2 separate regions of the Mus musculus genome follow, and region 1 is linked to region 2. A link is a contact called in ENCODE Hi-C or POLR2A ChIA-PET data. All regions are on one chromosome and are shown on one strand. The core of a region is the stretch at or near the end of the contact, and the rest is flanking DNA. Distances in the headings are between cores, read along the strand shown.

Region 1 (3,466 bases), core at 131-2,630, 41 kb before region 2:
TCTATCTGCCTTCAGTGATTCAATATCCTCAAAGCCATCAAATTGGACACATTTCCACTATCACCAACAAGTCAAGTTGTGTACCCCTTATAAAGCTCCAGCCATCACAGCTGGTCCTCTGTCCCTTGTTCCACTAAGAGGCAGCCTTCTCCCCCAGTCCCCAAGAAATCTCCTGCATGTAAGGGTCTGTTTCATGGTATGATGTTTATGGTGTTTTTAGGCCTACCTATAGCCTCAAAAATCCTAATACCATCTCTCCAGCCCCTCGGTTGGGGACTTTAACAAGCACTATCTCATGCCAAACAACACTCAGACATTTGGACTCTTCTGTGCTGGTGCCTTTTCTGTGGAACAGTTCAACAAATGTTTTGCTTTTGCACATCTTTTAAATTCATCATTATTACAGAATGGGGGAAGGGTCTTATTTCTCATGTCCAAGCCCGGCCCTGCTGTTAAGTGTTGCTTGACTGCTCTTCACTGAGTAGTTTCCACTTGATGTTTAAGAGGAGGTTCTCCTATTCTTAAGCATTTGAAAAAGTAAAATTTTACTGTCAACACAAATGAGAGTTCAATAGCTTCTCATTTTTGACCATCTTATTATACCACTTAATTTGGCTGTATTGGTTATACTCTGTCTCAGGCAGTGTTCTTTGACTGGCAAACTTGTTTCCATTTCAAAGTCAGGCTGAGCCCTACATTTCTAAAATTGGGGCAAACACTTTCTAAGGATGTCTGGTTCTTGGCCAACAGTGTTGTGCATGTCACAGCACTGAAACCCAGCATCTAAGTCCTTTGTTACTGCCTGCTTCCTCCCTTCTCCCTCCCTCTTTCTTTTTGCTTTCTGAGTCTGGGTCCCACGTAGCATTGTCTGGCCTAGAACTTATTGTGTAGCTTCGGAAGCTCTAAAACTTCCTGCCTTCACATCCCCAGTGTGAGTACAAGTGTGCTCCCCCACACCCAGCCCAGCGATGCTAAGGAAGCATTCGAACAACCAAAACACCTCCCTAGCCCCATAACCTCTACTCTTATCTGTGGGTCAAGTTTCTTCTTATGTTTCAATCACAAGTCTCCAACTGACTGGGACAGGACATTAAGTGGGTAGGCAGAACAATCGGGGAAGAAATCATTTTTTACTTCCCGTAGTAATTGGCAGCCATGAATCGCGGAAGAGCTATTTAGTGATACTAAATAAATAGTACAGCATTGTAGCATCTGTCAGCAGACTTGAAAGCAAGTCCTCGCAGACCACGACAGCAGGAGCTTCCTATCTTTAGTGCATCCCTGGTCTGCTACATCCGCAGCTGGAAAGAAAACCCTTTATTTCTGTGCATGAACAAAACAGAGCGGTGCTATCAACTGCCTGCTCCAGGCCAACCTGGAATCCGGGCTTTGGCATCTGTGCAGCTCTTCTCCACAGACTGCCCTATCCTTGCAGAACTAGAAACAGTCCCAGCTCGTTTCGGGTGGGTATGTGGTTTTGATTTTGGAGCTCAAAGACTAAGTTGCTGGCTATCTTATGGGTGAAAGGGCCCCCCTGAACCACATTAAGAATGCAGTCCCTTCCTTCCCCCTCTAAAGCCAGTGTCAATGGGAAAAAAAAAAAAAACCAAAAAAAAAAAAAAAACACGGGCACCAAATCAAGACCTACCTTCTTTGAGGCTTGTCACAAATTAAAAGGAACAAGAGAGATGCCTCCTCAAACCCCACATTAGCCACACAGAGCCCCTTCTGAACTACATATATAATTTTCAGGACAGATAAGAACATGCCTGGTGGGGCTCAGTGGCCTTCCCTGGGAACACCACTGGCAAGGCTAGCCACTTGGCACACTGTCAGCTGCCAGGAAAGTGGTACCCAGCGTGGTCCAGCTTTGTGCTGAAGGGCGCATTGATGAGACAATCACCAGAAATACTGAAGCTGTACTTAGATTTCTGCCCATTTCTCATTTTGGTTTTCAATGCAGTCAAATAGCAGGGTTTGTCCAGGCTCACTAATTGCAGTAAGGTCATTGTACAAAATTATAGAATTTTCAGAGCCATTTTCTTTGAAAAGGAGAATTAGCATGAAAAAGAGACAGTCCTGAGTTGTGCCATTAAAACCAAAGTCAAAGAACAATGTAAGCGGTGCCCCCTGGTGAAATTTTGGTCTCTGATACACAGACAAGAATCAGTTAACACAGGACAAATGAGCCAGACAGATTCCTAGACAAAGGTGCAGCTTTCTTTCCTTGGGGTTCAGGGATGCGAGAGTGAAGACTTGCCACCGAGATCAGCGCAGCACCCTACCAAGCCATCCTTTACAAAGGGTGGCAATGGAATCACTGTTTCCAGGGAAGTAGCTTTTCCTCCCAGGAGGCTATGCTTATGTTAATGAATACCAGAGGGGAACGTTTAAGCAAATCCAGCCTTTTATATGCTGGAAATTCTTTTCAAGGTTCTGTGTTTTTAACTTCCAAAAGTTTAAGAATTTTACTTTTTTACTCCTGTGGGTCCAAAAGGAGAACTATTTGTAAAACAGTGGCTTCTGAGTTTTTTTTTTTTTCTCTCTTTAGAAGTAAAACCAAAAATCAAGAATAATAATGACAAGATGCTATTGTAGTATGCTAAATCCCGGACACTTAGCAATTTTATGTATTTAAAAAAAAAAAAAGACAGTTCCTACTTTTTCCATTTATCTTGTTTTTAGTGTCTTATAAACATGAACAGATAATGTAATGATACATGTAACTCATTGATAATGATTAAAAATATAGCCGGGCGTGGTGGCGCACGACTTTAATCCCAGCACTCGGGAGGCAGAGGTAGGTGGATTTCTGAGTTCGAGGCCAGCCTGGTCTACAAAGTGAGTTCCAGGACAGCCAGGGCTATAGAGAAACCCTGTCTCGAAAACCAAACAAACAAACAAACAAACAAACAAAAAAACCAACCAAACAAACAAACAAAAATATATATATGTATGTATATATATATTGGGGGTGGAGATACAGGAAATGGAGACCGATCTGTGAACTTCTTGATTTCCTATGGCTCAAAGCACTGAGCAAAACAGGAATCCTCCAACTGATTACTGTTTCCTTTCACCACAGACCACCCTGGCTTCTCAGAGTAATCCTACCAGTCAGCTCTGTGACTCATTTCTCAAGCAACCTTGTTTGGTCCTAGGATGTCCTCATGAAGATTCCCCTTGAAGTGCCATTTCCTCCAGCAAGAGACACACAGATGAGTCACAAGCTGGGGGTGTAACACACAAGGCAAGAGCTCAGATGGCCTTTGTCACACTGAACTGGGATGGTATGGTGCCTAATTAAGAGCACACTTGTAGGGTCAGCTGTTTCACTTGAATCTTAAGTGCTAGGCGAATTTTAAGCAGATTTCTTGAGCTTCCTCCTTGATCTTCCTTATGCACAGTGGTAAGCTACAGAATCCATGTTATAGAGTTATTCAGGAGAGAATTGGGATCAAGGAGG
Region 2 (3,070 bases), core at 135-2,634:
ACATCTCAACCCACACACAAATACACATCACTAAAACTAAATTTTCTTTAAAACCCACACCAAATAAATGTAGAATGTTACAGTTTCAAATATCGACTTGAGAAAGTGTCTTCAGTTATTAAGACATCCAATGACTGGAATATAGTTTGGTTGTTGAAAGGCTTGCCTTGCACAAGTTCCCGAGCGCCGCCAAAACTCAAACAAAACAGCATGTTTATAAAGCATTCATAAAACCTTACACAGTGCAATTCTAACACACGTTAGACTGTGTTACCGTAACTCTAAACAAAATAACTTCACTTTTTTTTAATGCTATCAACTTGCTGAATGTTTGGGTGAACGAATACATTGTTCAATGAAAAAAAAAAAATCCAGCGATGAGTTTAGCTTCGATTTCTGTTCCCCCAGAAAGCATAGCGGGGGCGGGGGCGGTATTCAAGTATTCTGCATAAACTCACTGCCATTAATTAACCCCAGTTACAGAGGAGCAAAGGCAGGAGGAGAGGAACAAAACCCGAAAAGGGTGGGGGGTGGGGGGGAGAACCCACAGAAAGGTGGCTCGTCCTATCCAAGGAGAACTAATTAAAGCAGATTAATGGAGTAGGGCCATGTAGGGCTGGGAAACCAGTTTCCTGCCTTAATCTGGTGGTCTGAGAGAAAATTCGGTGGCGCTGGAAGCCAAAGATCAGCTACCGAGGAAAAGCAGCCTGGGCCGCAGTCGACTCGCTCAAATACCCTTGAGGGACCAGAGTCGCAAGGTTCCAACTCCGATCACCACCGGACACGCGTGAGGCAACGGGGGCCCTGTTTGCAGTCGGCTCCGGGGCAGCCTCGCAGAAGAACCCCCTCTTGCAGGCAGAGACTAGGAGCTGGCGGGGCAACGCCGGGCGAGCACCCGGGGCCAGGCCACTCGCACCCGCCGGGAAGGGTCGGGAAATCTGGGAACTAAGTGGCCGGCCGGGCGGGGACACCGCGAAGGCAGCCGGGGAACAGGCGCCAAGCTGCCGGGCTCGTTTATGGGGGGGAAGGAAAGAGTATCGGGGCGCGATCCGAAATGCACCCTCTGACTTCAATCCATCCCCCGCCTGGCGGAGACCGCCCGCCTCTCGCCAGGCTCCCCCGAGGCCCACAACACAGCCCTCCCGGAGCCCCGAGTCCCCCACTCACCCAGCTCCTCCGCCTGCAACCGGAGCGGAGCACACACGGCGAACAGCAGCGCCAGGACACTCGGCCCACCAGCCCCGGTCCCCATGGTCCCGCCGGACTCCAGACCCGCAGGATCGGCCTCCCGGCCCGGCTCTACACTGCCGCTGCCCGCCTAGGGCAGCCTCCTTCGCGGCCCGGCCCGGCGCGGCGCGGGCACACGGCACAGATCCCTCTGGGCGGCCCGCGCCCGCGAGAGGGCGTGTCCTCCCCGCCCTGCCCCGCCCCGCCCCGCCCCCTCCCCGGGGTGATCAGCCGCACCACCGGTCTCCCAAGGGGGGCGCCCAGTTTCCCCCTCACCCCACCCCGCCCCCGCGCCACCTGCCCGGATTCACTAGAAAATGAAAATCAAAAATTCACCTGGCACGCAGGCTCGCCAGAGCCCGGGGGTTCACCGAGACTCCGCCCCTCTGGCAGTTTGTCAGCTCTACCCTAGAGCTGGTCTGCCAAGGCTATGCAAGGCATCTGAAATCTGATGGGATGATGGCAGTTCAAGTCCATTCATTCATTCATTCATTCATTCTCTCTCTCTCTCCATCTCTCTCTCTCTCTCTCTTCATTCATTCCGTTGTTTAACTCAACTTTCTACGCGGCTGGGTGCTTAAATTCACTCGGCATTTGCAGAGCTTAGAAATAATCGCTCACTACAAACTGCAGTCTGTAACATGGACAGTATATTTGGAGCACATTTGGAGAGATCTAATTGGATGGTGAAAAGGCAGCTGGGAGCAAAGCGAGAGTAAAAGACAGAGAGCTGAGTTCGTGCCCAGGTTGTTCAGAGGATTAAAGGGCGGGAAGGGGCCAGTTGGAGCTGAAGCTCAGTAGACAGGTGGGTGCCTGGCCAGATGTGGGAAAAGACGTGCAGAGTAGGACCAGTAAGAGATATGTAAACTGCAGAGTCCCCAGAGCAGTCTGGAAAACTTCAGACTGAGCAATGTTTGAGGCGCTCTCTGAGGTGGTGGGAAAGTCTTGAGATTAGGTTCGATGGACCGCGGAGGAGTTTAGAGCCCATTACTGGGTCGTTCAATTGGAGTCCTGGTCGTCAAATTGAACAGAGAAACGGTTAATACTCGTTTTAAGGACTGTCACCTTTAGGTCCCCCCCGTGACTTTCCTCTGCGTGGCCACAACCTTAGCTCTAACTCACACACCACCTCGTGGCCTCTGGGAATTATTACATCTAGAGTGCGTCGGGGTGGGGTGGTCTCGGCAGCTGAGGAAGATCAGACCCTCCAAGGCCAAGTGACCTTTGGAATTTTCTCCAACTCCAAGCCTAAGCTGACAGGTAGGATAACTTTTTGCCTTAAAAATGTTTTGTTGTTTTGAGATTGAGGTTTATCGTCTGTGTTCTGAGGGCTTCTCTTGTCTTCCTGGCTGGTATTGAGTAGTTTGCTAAGTAGCCGGAGGCTGACCTTGGAACTCCTGAACCTTCTTCCCCCACCTCTGAGATAGGGGAATACAGGCAGGCCTTCATATCCTGCCTGGTTTACACTTTAACTTTTGAGATTCCAAGTGTGATTTGGCAGTGGACTTTGCACCTTCCTTTATGGCAACCTCAGAGGAAAGACTTACAGCTTTCCAACTGAGCCTTTCTTAGATCTGAGTGTAGAGCCAGTCTCTGACTGGGACACATTCGCTTGCCTTCATGTTAACTCTTCCCCAGTTGTCATAGAGAGGAAATAAATATGTATATGTCCTGGCTGGTTTTGTGTCAACTTGACACAGCTGGAGTTATCACAGAGAAAGGAGCTTCAGTTGAGGAAATGCCTCCATGAGATCCAACTGGAAGGCATCTTCTCAATTAGTGATCAAGGGGGAAAGGCCCCTTGTGGGTGGGACCATCTCTGGGCTGGTAGTCTTGGCTTCCA

Evidence for each region. A loop is a pair of places that touch in the nucleus more often than their neighbours do. ChIA-PET counts read pairs that join two places held with the same protein, here RNA polymerase II (POLR2A).
Region 1: a loop to region 2 is called in a map of heart, with 4 times the contacts of the local background. The contact joins the enhancer-like site here to the promoter of Dcbld1 in region 2. A Hi-C loop is called at or near these places in 5 of 37 maps with a recorded cell type or tissue (all heart). POLR2A ChIA-PET finds 5 or more read pairs at or near these places in 4 of 5 experiments (Patski and embryonic stem cell).

The regions. Positions count from the first base shown.
Region 1 is chr10:52,272,934-52,276,399 of GRCm38, reverse strand. All of the region lies in intron 2 of Dcbld1 (discoidin, CUB and LCCL domain containing 1), which reads right to left. Among named protein-coding and RNA genes, the nearest start is that of Dcbld1, 41 kb to the right of the region's middle. Within about 2 kb of position 1,380, at least 1 of the 3 ENCODE cell types and tissues checked has a DNase peak (open chromatin) inside an H3K27ac peak, as active enhancers do.
Region 2 is chr10:52,231,933-52,235,002 of GRCm38, reverse strand. Dcbld1 (discoidin, CUB and LCCL domain containing 1) reads right to left here and starts at 1,384. Exons shown (of 11, transcript NM_025705.4): 1 at 1,168-1,384. The coding sequence starts at 1,252.